Linked DNA regions of Homo sapiens: region 1 is linked to region 2. Evidence: chromatin loops called from intact Hi-C (ENCODE). Cell type or tissue: right lobe of liver. All regions are shown on one strand. Each heading gives the region's core, and the rest is flanking DNA. Links, peaks and the distances in the headings are about the cores only. Region 1 has its middle 16 kb from the start of TNFSF14. Region 2 overlaps VAV1 (vav guanine nucleotide exchange factor 1).

Region 1 (5,376 bases), core at 328-5,327, 200 kb before region 2:
TTAAGCCACTAAGTTTGTGATCATGTGTTTCAGCAGCAGCAGGGAACTAATAAAACGATGAACTCTCCTTTTTCTTAAAACTTTGGTCATCTCAGGCTGTTATATATTTTCTCACCTTTGATGGAGAAGTGACAACTTCTCTGTGCCTGGATTTCCCCATCCATAAAATAGGAGTCAAAATAGTACCTCCCTGCAAGGTTATTGTGAGAATTAAATAAGTTAAAGTGAATGAGTAACACTTATCATGGTGCATAGTGAGTACTCCAGAAATGTGAAGTATAATTAATATTACTATTACTTAAAAACAACAGCACAAGTATGATGATGAAAGGCGACTGGCATTCAGCCTCAGTGTGAGAGACAACTGGGAGTGGTGGGGACTGTGGTGAGCTGCTGAGCCCATGCCCTATCCAAAGGAGACAGCCACTATCCAACCTGGGCTGTTGTCACAGCTTCTACCTCCCCAAGAAAACCCAGAAATCTGGATTTGTCCATGTCTATGTGAAAATTTTCTTTTTTCTTTTTTTTTTTTTTGAGATGGAGTCTTGCTCTGTCTCCCTGTCTGGAGTGCAGTGGTGCAATCTTGGCTCACTGCAACTTCCACCTCCTGGATTCAAGCAATCTTCCTGTCTCAGCCTCCCGAGTAGCTGGGACTACAGGCACATATCCATATGCCTGGCTTGTGGGTGAAACACCCATAGGGTTTCACCATATTGGTTAGGCTGGTCTCGAATTCCTGACCTCAGGGGATCCACCCACTTCAGCCTGCCAAAGTGCTGGGATTACAGGCGTGAGCCACCCACGTGCAAAATTTTTGAATATTTATATAATGGTTACCAATTCCCATTTAAAAAACACACTAGATGTGGCCTGTGAATGTAAGGCCACTTTTGATGTAATAACTGAAAAGAATCAGAAATTTAAATGTGCACATGATTACAGCATGCTTACAAAAAGAATAGCTACGAAGGATTCAAGAGCTCACTGTGGGCCAAGCTCTGTAAAAGTACCTAAGGGTTCAAGCCATGTAATCTCACAATAAGCAGGGTAAGGTAGAGGCCACTTTTCATCGTCTTTTAAAGATGAGGAAACTGAGGCCCAGAGATGCCAAGGATGAATACTAAGGTCACCCATCTGGGAAGTGACAGAGTGGGGATTTGACCTCAGGGGGTCTGGCTTGTAAAGGAACATAGAAAATATCAGAACCCTCAACCTCTTTGTGCAAAAGGGAAGGCTAAGCTTGGAGGCTGAGTCATTGTCACATCCTCATCCAATGAATAGCTGTCACTGGTTTTATGTATCAGCTATATCCCCCCACCCCCAAAAGTAAAAGGCCTCAGGCATCTATGAAGGGCTAATCCCCACAGATCTTTCCTCAGGAAATTCTTTGCTGGCTTCCTATAAACAAGAACATGAAAATGTTAACTTTAGGTCTGCAATCTAAAGCTAAAGTCTGTTCCATTTCACAGTGACAACGTCAATTACAAGCTTATCTTCCCAGGTGAAAGACAAAGACAAGACAAGATTAGTCATTGCTCCCTTCCTCTTCAAACATTCACCTTAGCTTATGTAAAATGTAGATTTACTGGGCACTAACTAAAGTCTCATAAGAATGTAAGGGTTTGCCTTACTGCCTACCTGCCTTTCTTCCTCAGTGCCATTCCCCTCTTTAAGGAAATGTGTAGGCCGGGCACGGTGGCTGATGCCTGTAATCCCAGCACTTTGGGAGGCCGAGGCAGGTGGATCACCTGAGGTCAGTCAGGAGTTCGAGACCAGCCTGGCCAACATGGCAAAACCTCGTCTCTACTAAAAATACAAGAATTAGCCGGGCATGGTGGCGGGCTCCTATAATCCCAGCTACTTGGGAGGCTGAGGCAGGAGAATTGCTTGAACCCAGGGGGTGGAGGTTGCAGTGAGCCGAGATCATGCCACTTCACTCCAACCTGGGTGAAAGAGCAAAGCTCCGTCTCAACAAAAAAAAAAAAAAAAAAAAAAAGGCCGGGCGCAGTGGCTCAAGCCTGTAATCCCAGCACTTTGGGAGGCCGAGGCGGGTGGATCAGGAGATCAGGAGATCGAGACCATCCTGGTTAACACGGTGAAACCCCGTCTCTACTAAAAATACAAAAAAAATTAGCCGGGTGTGGTGGCGGGCGCCTGTAGTCCCAGCTACTCGGAAGGCTGAGGCAGGAGAATGGCGTGAACCTGGGAGGCAGAGCTTGCAGTGAGCCGAGATCCCGCCAGTGCACTCCAGCCTGGGCAACAGAGCGAGACTCCGTCTCAAAAAAAAAAAGAAAAGAAAAGAAAAGAAAAGAAAAATGTGTAAATATGAAACCTCCTGAAACTTCTTTGGAAAAACAGCCACAGAGGCAACTGTGGCTGGTGATTTTCCCAGATGTGTGCTAAAGCTGGCTTCAGAAACCTTGATCAATTGACTCTTGCCCCTGTCTCACATTCTGGTCATCAGGCTCCAGGATAAGAACCATCCTGCTTCTCTGCAACGATGCGTCTCAAGTGTTCAAATGCTGTGGCATTCCCCAGGAGGAACATAGCGTCCTACTATGAGATTAATCATTTGTTTTCTTGGCCAGGCATGGTGGCCTGTAATCCCAACACTTTGGGAGACCGAGGCAGGTGGATCACCTGAGGTCAGGAGTTCAAGACCAGCCTGGTCAACATGTTGAAACCCCATCTCTACTAAAACTACAAAAAAAAAAAAAAAAAAAAAAATTAACCAGATATGGTAGCGTGTGCCTGTAATCCCAGCTACTCAGGAGGCTGAGGCAGGGGAATTGCTTGAATCTGGGAGGCGGAGGTTGCAGTGAGGCAGGATCGCGCCACTGCACTCCAGTCTGGACGACAGAGTGAGACTGAGTCTCAAAATAATAATAATAATAATTTGTTTTCTCATCATTGCTTCTTTACTTCTACCACCTCTTGGTCTTGGCAAGAGATGAAGAGGGGGGAGGATTTCCTGCCCAGGGGGTGGGGGTAGGGTGAGGACGGTGGACTTCAGGTCCTGAGGAAGAGCTGATGGTGGTGGTGGGTTGGTGGGTGCGGTAAGGAGGCAATCTGAAAAGAAGCTGGAGCGCAGGAGGCGAAAAGAGGAAATGAGGTAGATAAACTTCTCAGAAGTGAAAAGTAGGTTAGCAGCCTGGTATAGGAGGTCTCTGTCCCTATACTTTATTGAAGGTCAAGTACGGGTGTACAGTCTCTTGTTGCACCAGCTTCTGTCTTTGTGGGGTTTTTCCTTGTTCTCCTCCCATCTTTTCCTCCCCTCCCTGTCTTTCCTTTCTCTCCTCTCTTTCCCCTTCATCTCCTTCCCCTCTCCACTCCTCCTCTGGCTCTCCCCTTTTTTCCCTCTCCATCCTCCTCCTCCTCCTCCTGCCACCTCCTCCTCCTTTCCCCCTCTTTCTTCATCTGCCCTTCCCCATCTCTTTCCATCCTCCTCCTCACCCACGTCTCCTTCTTCCTCTCTCTCCAGCTCCTCCAGGTTGAGAGACGCCTCCCAGAATGATTTTTGGAGGCTAAACTTAGCAAGAGGTTCCATCCCCACGCGGAAGTTGGTAGCTGCTGGTGACTTTTATCAATACATGCTCTCCACACCTTGGTTTCCTCATCAAAGCCACAGAAACAGAAAGACTGTGATGAGAGTGAAGGAAACTCCAGCGGGGGTTGGGGCCAGGCGCTGGGGGCTCTCCTACCTCCCACCAGCCCAGCAAGGGCAGGGAAGGCAGGAAACTGCCCTGAATCCACTGCGTACCCTTGGCAGAGGTAAAGGGCATCCTTGCCTCTCTCGGTCCACAGTTCTGCGTCTAAGATGTGCAGACAGTAACAGCTCCTGCCCGAAGCCAAAAGATGCATATAAATGTATAACTCACACAAGACGCCTAGGCCTTGAATAGGCCGGGCACGGTGGCTCAAGCCTGTAATCCCAGCAGTCTGGGAGGCTGAGGGGGGTGGATCACCTGAGGTTGAGAGTTCGAGACCAGCCTGGCCAACATGGTGAAACCCCGTCTCTACTAAAAATACAAAAAGAAAAAAAAAATTAGCTGGTTGTGGTGGGCGCCTGTAATCCCAGCTACTGGGAGGCTGAGGCAGGAAAATCACTTGAACCCGGGAGGCAGAGGTTGCAGGTTGCAGTGAGCTGAGATCACAACATTGCACTCCAGCCTGGGAGACAGAGGGAGACTCAGCCTCAAAAAAAAAAAAAAAAAGAAAGAAAGAAATTCATTTATGTTTCATATATACCTTGTACACATAGACTGAAGATAATTTCATAAAATAGTATTAATAATTTTGTGCATGACACAAAGTTGGTGTACACTGAACCATTTGAAAGCAAAGGTCACTGTCTCAGCCACCCATGTGGACAATCTGTGGTTGCTTGGCATCATCATCATTCCTTTTATTTATTTATTATTTTTATTTTTATCTTTTTTTGAGACAGAGTTATGCTCTGTTGCCCAGGCTAGAGTGCAATGGCGTGATCTCAGCTCACCGCAACCTCCACCTCCTGGATTCAAGCGATTCTCTTGCCTTAGCCTCCCAAGTAGCTGGGATTACAGGCACGTGCCACCATGCCCAGCTAATTTTGTATTTTAGTAGAAATGAGGTTTCACCATGTTGACCAGGCTGGTCTCGAGCTCCTGACCTCAGGTGATCCACCTGCCTCGGCTGGAATTCCAAAGTGCTGCGTTGTAACCGGGCAAGTTATAGAGAAACGCCACACTCTTAGACTAATTAAGGAGTCCTTTATTAGCCGGCGACTGAGAGATGGCTAGCGCTCAAAATTCTCTCAGCCCCGAAGAAGGGGCTAGGTTTCTTTTTATACCTTGGTTTAGAAGGGGAGGAGGGAGCAGAGCTGAAGCAATTTTATGGAAGCAAAACAGGCAAGAAAATTAAAAAGATAAATGGTAAAAGGAAAACAAACAGTTCCAGGTGCAGGGGCTTTAAATCTATCACAAGGTGATAGACGCGGGGGCTTTGGGTGCTATCAACCGGACGAATTCCTGGGAATTGTGGATATAGCTTGTCACAGTATCTTATCAGTAATCGCATTCTTGGATGTGCTGGGAGTCAGCTTAAGTCCTTGAGGAAGGGGGGTGGGTGAGGGACTGCAAATGAAGGAGCCAAAATGGAGTCTGTCTGGCTTTCTCAGCTAAGGGAGGGTCAATCAGGTTAAAAACAAGGTAGGGTATGACATTCCCCACTCGTGTTTTGGGGAATCGAATCATTGATTCCTCGGTTATAACAAGGGGGTTATATTGGGTCCTAAGATACATAAGTTTGACAGAAGCTATGCGCTGCTTTATAAAGTTAAGAACCCATTTAATACACAAGGCCTGAAGACTAACAAGAGGAGGAGAATGGGTCCTG
Region 2 (5,368 bases), core at 1-5,000:
CCGCTGGGATAGCATCTGCCATGTGGTCCGCCTTCTAGGAGCTGGTGGAGTTTTACCAGCAGAACTCTCTAAAGGATTGCTTCAAGTCTCTGGACACCACCTTGCAGTTCCCCTTCAAGGAGCCTGAAAAGAGAACCATCAGCAGGCCAGCAGGTAGGAGGTCTCAGACTGGGGGCTTACAGCCTCAGCCCCTTCCCATTGTGGAGGGAAACTTTGGGGATGCCATTGACACCCCTTCCAATGGCCTTGCAGAGGTCATATCTGTGCAGTAGCAGGAACCCCTTTCCACTCCTGTCTATCCCTTCCTATATATATTTTAATATAATATAATTTAATTAATTAATTTATTTATTTTTTGAGACAGAGTCTCACTCTGTTGCCTAAGCTGGAGTGCAGTGGTGCGATCTTAGCTCCCTGCAACCTTTGCCTCCCACCTCTTGGGTTCGAGGGATTCTCATGCCTCAGCCTCAAAATAAAAAAATAAAAATAAAAATTCCAAACCAGTCTTATTTTCTGGCTGGGTGCGGTGGCTCATGCCTGTAACTCCAGCACTTCGGGAGGCCAAGGTGGGTGGATCACTTGAGGTTAGGAGTTCAAGACCAGCCTGGCCAACATGGTGAAACTCCATCTCTACTAAAAAAAAAAAACATAAAAATCAGCCGGGCATGGTGGCACAGGCCTGTAATCCCCGTGATTCAGGAGGCTGAGGCAGGAGAATCACTTGAACCCAGGAGGCATAGGTTGCAGTGAGCTGAGATTGTGCCACCGCACTCCAGTCTGGGTGACAGAGAGAGACTTTATCTCAAAAAAAAAAAAAAGTGTTATTTTCTAAATTCAGACGGGAGGATGATGCTGGGAGTACAATTGTGTCCCCTTACAGTACAGGGCATCTAATACTCTGCAGAAAAGAGCACTGAGGAGCCCTTTATCCTGGAGTTACTGTCCTGAGAGCTTGTGCCCCCAGAGAGTGAGTGGGTATCTGCCCCAGACCCTTTTCTCACTTCTGTTCTCTCTCCACAGTGGGAAGCACAAAGTATTTTGGCACAGCCAAAGCCCGCTATGACTTCTGCGCCCGAGACCGATCAGAGCTGTCGCTCAAGGAGGGTGACATCATCAAGATCCTTAACAAGAAGGGACAGCAAGGCTGGTGGCGAGGGGAGATCTATGGCCGGGTGAGGCAGGCAGGGCTGGGTGACGGGGAGGGCATGGGGGTTGAGCTGGTGGTGGACGAGACTGGAACTGGGGACTGGAGAAGGTGAGGTGCGGCTCCCATGGAGATCTCTCACGGTGGGAGGGAAGGAAGGGACACAGGGATGTCATTTATGCATTTATGCAACCTACCTGCATGTATTCAGCACCTGCTGTGTGCAGACATTGTGCTGGGTGTCGAGGAGACAGAAACAAGCACGGTACAAGGATTGCCCTCATGAAACTTATAATCGAATGTGGAGGACAGACCTATAACCAAGCAGTCATGACACTGAGTGGTCAAGACTAACAAGGGTGCCAGTCACGGTGGCTCATGCCTGTAATCCCAGTGCTTTGGGAGGCTGAGGTGGGAGGATCTCTTGAGGCCACAAATTCAAGGCAAGCCTGGCTAAAATAGTGAGATCCCACCTCTACATAAATAAAAATAAAAACAAAAACATTAGTTGGGCGTGGTAGTGTGTCCCAGGTACTCAGGAAGCTGAGGTGGGAGGATTGCTTGAGTCCAGGAGTTGGATGCTGCAGTGAGCTATGATTGTGCCACTGCAGCCTGGGTGACAGAACAAGACCCTGTCTTTAAAAAAAAGAAGAAAGAATAAAAGAGATTGTGGTGGAGAATCACAGGGCAGCGTGGGAGCACTGAGGGAGCCCCTGACCCACCCTAGGAGTGGATCAGGATGACTTCTGAAAGGCCAAACTGATTAATAAGGGATAAATAAAGTCATGCAAATGAAAAGGTTGTATATGTGTTGGGGGAAAGCATTCCAGACAGAAGGACCAGTGTGTGCAAAGGCCCTGGGGTGAGAGGTGCCTAATCAGTACTGAATATACAAAGAGGTAGAGCTGGGACTAAACCACTGTGCTCACTTTGCCTGCTTGAATTCCGATTCCAAGGAGTGGAATAGACTTCAAATGTCTTCAAGTCCACTTGTTTCTGCCAAGTTCTCATTTTTGTTCCATGAAGGCAGAGCACCTTCTTTATTTCATCCACTGATGACTTCTCAGCCTCTAGAATTCTGCCTTATGATGGATTTCTCAGAAATATGTTTGTGTAATGAAGACAAGGACAGTGGTTAGAGTTTACATTCTACTGGGGAAAATATACACAAAAAATGATGTGGATAATTGCATCGATGAGGAGTTTTGTTAAAACATTGGAGGGTCAGTTTAATGAGCAGTGGAGGACAATTAGGCTTTGAGAGAGGCTTTTGGAGCATTGAGGAAGGATTGGGATGTAAAGGATTCATCCATCCATCCATCCATCCATCTATCCATCCATCCATCTATCCATCTATCTATCCACAAATCATCCATTCATCTGTGCATCCATCCATCTTAGCCTATGCATCCATCCATTTCAACCTACGCATCTATCCATTCATCCACCCACCCTTCCACTCACGCATCTATCTAACCATCTATCCACCTACCCACCCATTAAAACATTAATCTATCCATTAATCCACCATCCAGCCAACATCTATTCATCCATTTCTATCTGTGCATCCATCCATCTATCCATGCATGCACCCATCTGTTAATCTATCTCTATATTTATCCATCCATACACCTACTCACCAGTCCATTAATTCATCCATCCATCCATCCGACCACCATCCACTCACCCTTCCAATCACCATTCACCAACCCAAGTATCCATCCACCCATTCATCTATCTATCTATCTATCTATCTATCTATCTATCTATCTATCCATTCATTATCTATCTACCTATCTATCCACCTACCCATCAATCCAATAATCCATCCATTCATCTATCCATCCAGCCAAAAAATATTCAGTAAGTATCTACTGTGTGCCAGGAACTGTTCTAGGCTCTTGGGATTCAGTGACAAATAATACAGACAAAAATCCCTGCTGGCCAGGCGTGGTGGCTTATGCCTGTAATCCCAGCACTTTGGGATGCCAAGGTGGGTGGATCAGTTGAGGAGAGGAGTTTGAGACCCGCCTGGCCAACATGGCGAAACCCTGTCTTAACTAAAGATACAAAAAAATTAGCTGGGCATTGTGGCGTGCGCCTCTAATCCCAGGTACTCGTTAAGCTGAGGCAGGAGAATCGCTTGAACCCAGGAGGCGGAGGCTGTGGTGAGCTGAGATCGCGCCACTGCACTCCAGCCTGGGCAACAGAGTAAGACTGTGTCTCAAAAAAAAAAAAAATTCTGCCTTGTAGAGCTCACATTGCAGTTGCAGGGAGGGGAACAGACAAAAAGCTTGTAAATAAGCAAATGATACATAATGAATCAGACGGTGATATGTGCTATAGAAAAAGATAAAGCAAGACAAGGGGTCCAGGCACGGTGGCTCATGCCTGTAATCCCAGCACTCTGGGAGGCCGAGATGGGCAGATCACCGGAGGTCAGGAGTTTGAAACCAGCCCGGCCAACATGGTGAAACCCCGTCTCTACTAAAAATACAAAAAAATTAGCCGGGTGTGGTGGCAGGCGCCTGTAATCCCAGCTACTCGGGATGCTGAGGCAGGAGAATCACTTGAACCCGGGAGGTGGAGGTTGCAATAAGCTGAGATTGCGCCATTGCACTCCAGCCTAGGGGGCAGAGTGAGACTCTGTCTCAAAAAAGAAAAAAAAAAAAAAAAGAAAAGAAAAGAAAAAGAAAAGGGGCTAAGGAGTGTTGGGGTGGGTGGAGCTTGCAATTTTGAATAGTATGGCTAGGAAGGTCTTGCTGATAAAGTGCCATTTAGGGAGGGACTTTTAGGAGGTAATGGGTGTGTGTGTGTGTGTGTGTGGTCAGCCTTGTGTACGTTGGGTGATGTGTTTTCTGGGATAGACAGAAGGAAGAGCAGGTGCAAAGGCCCTGAGGTGGGAGGGAGCCTGCCTGGTGTGTGGAGGGGCAGTAGGAGGATGTGCAGAGGTTGCACTGATGAACTCCTCGTCTGTTTCCAGGTTGGCTGGTTCCCTGCCAACTACGTGGAGGAAGATTATTCTGAATACTGCTGAGCCCTGGTGCCTTGGCAGAGAGACGAGAAACTCCAGGCTCTGAGCCCGGCGTGGGCAGGCAGCGGAGCCAGGGGCTGTGACAGCTCCCGGCGGGTGGAGACTTTGGGATGGACTGGAGGAGGCCAGCGTCCAGCTGGCGGTGCTCCCGGGATGTGCCCTGACATGGTTAATTTATAACACCCCGATTTCCTCTTGGGTCCCCTCAAGCAGACGGGGCTCAAGGGGGTTACATTTAATAAAAGGATGAAGATGGATAGAAGGACTGGTGTCGTTCAGAAGGACCTGCTAGGAGAGAGATGGGGAGAGAGTGTGCCACACTGACAAAGCCCCCTCACCAATCCACAGACAAAGCCCCCTTACCAACCACAGACAAAGCCCCCTCAACAATCCACAGACAAAGCCCCCTCAACAATCCACAGACAAAGCCCCCTCACCAATCACAGACAAAGCCCCTCACCAATCCACAGACAAAGCCCTCTCACCAATTTCTGTCTCCTAACTTGATTGCTGTTCTCTGTCATCTATTAATACAATACAACTTGAATCTGGGATATGAAATTCCCTCTTTTGGGCTGGGCATGGTGGCTCATGCCTGTAATCCCAGCACTTTGGGAGGCTGAGGTGGGCAGATTACCTGAGGTCAGGAGTTCAAGACCAGCCTGGCCAACATGGCAAAACCCCGTCTCTACTAAAAATACAAAAACTAGCCAGTGCCTATAATCCCAACTACTCAGGAGGCTGAGGCAGAAGAATCCCTTGAACCTGGGAGGCGGAGGTTGCAGTGAGCCAAGATCGCACCACTGCACTCCAGCCTGGGCAACAGAGCGAGATTCCGTCTCAAAAATAAATAAATAAATAAAATAAAATAAAGCAGGAATTTGCTGGGTGCAGTAGCTCACGCTTGTAATCCCAACACTTCAGGAGATTGAAGCGGGTGGATCACCCGAGGTCAGGAGTTCAAGACCAGCCTGGCCAACATGGTGAAACCCCGTCTCTACTAAAAATACAAAAACTAGCCGGGCGTGGTGGCAGGTGCCAGTAATCCCAGCTGCTTGGGAGGCTGAGGCAGGAGAATCGCTTGAACCCAGGAGGCAGAGGTTACTGTCAGCCGAGATCATGACGCTGTACTCCAGCCTGGGTGACAGAGCAAGAACTCTGTCTCAAAAAATAAAAATAAATAAAGAAAT

The links. Hi-C counts contacts between places; a loop is a spot of excess contacts. Peaks named below come from ENCODE experiments on the same cell type or tissue, not always from the same donor. Only the 100,000 strongest peaks of a DNase experiment are listed, where the experiment ranks them.
Region 1: it touches region 2 in a loop (4-fold over the local background); 2 of 110 quality-filtered maps call a loop at or near these places.

What each region holds. Positions count from the first base shown.
Region 1 is chr19:6,651,441-6,656,816 of GRCh38, forward strand. No RefSeq gene overlaps it. Among named protein-coding and RNA genes, the nearest start is that of TNFSF14, 16 kb to the right of the region's middle. In right lobe of liver, for the core only: no CTCF peak of the experiment used is centred there; a DNase peak (open chromatin) is centred at 3,045; H3K27ac peaks cover 253 bases.
Region 2 is chr19:6,852,927-6,858,294 of GRCh38, forward strand. It overlaps VAV1 (vav guanine nucleotide exchange factor 1), which reads left to right. Exons shown (of 27, transcript NM_005428.4): 25 at 39-153; 26 at 1,021-1,172; 27 at 4,128-4,435. The coding sequence ends at 4,181. Among named protein-coding and RNA genes, the nearest start is that of ADGRE1, 32 kb to the right of the region's middle. In right lobe of liver, for the core only: no CTCF peak of the experiment used is centred there; no DNase peak of the experiment used is centred there.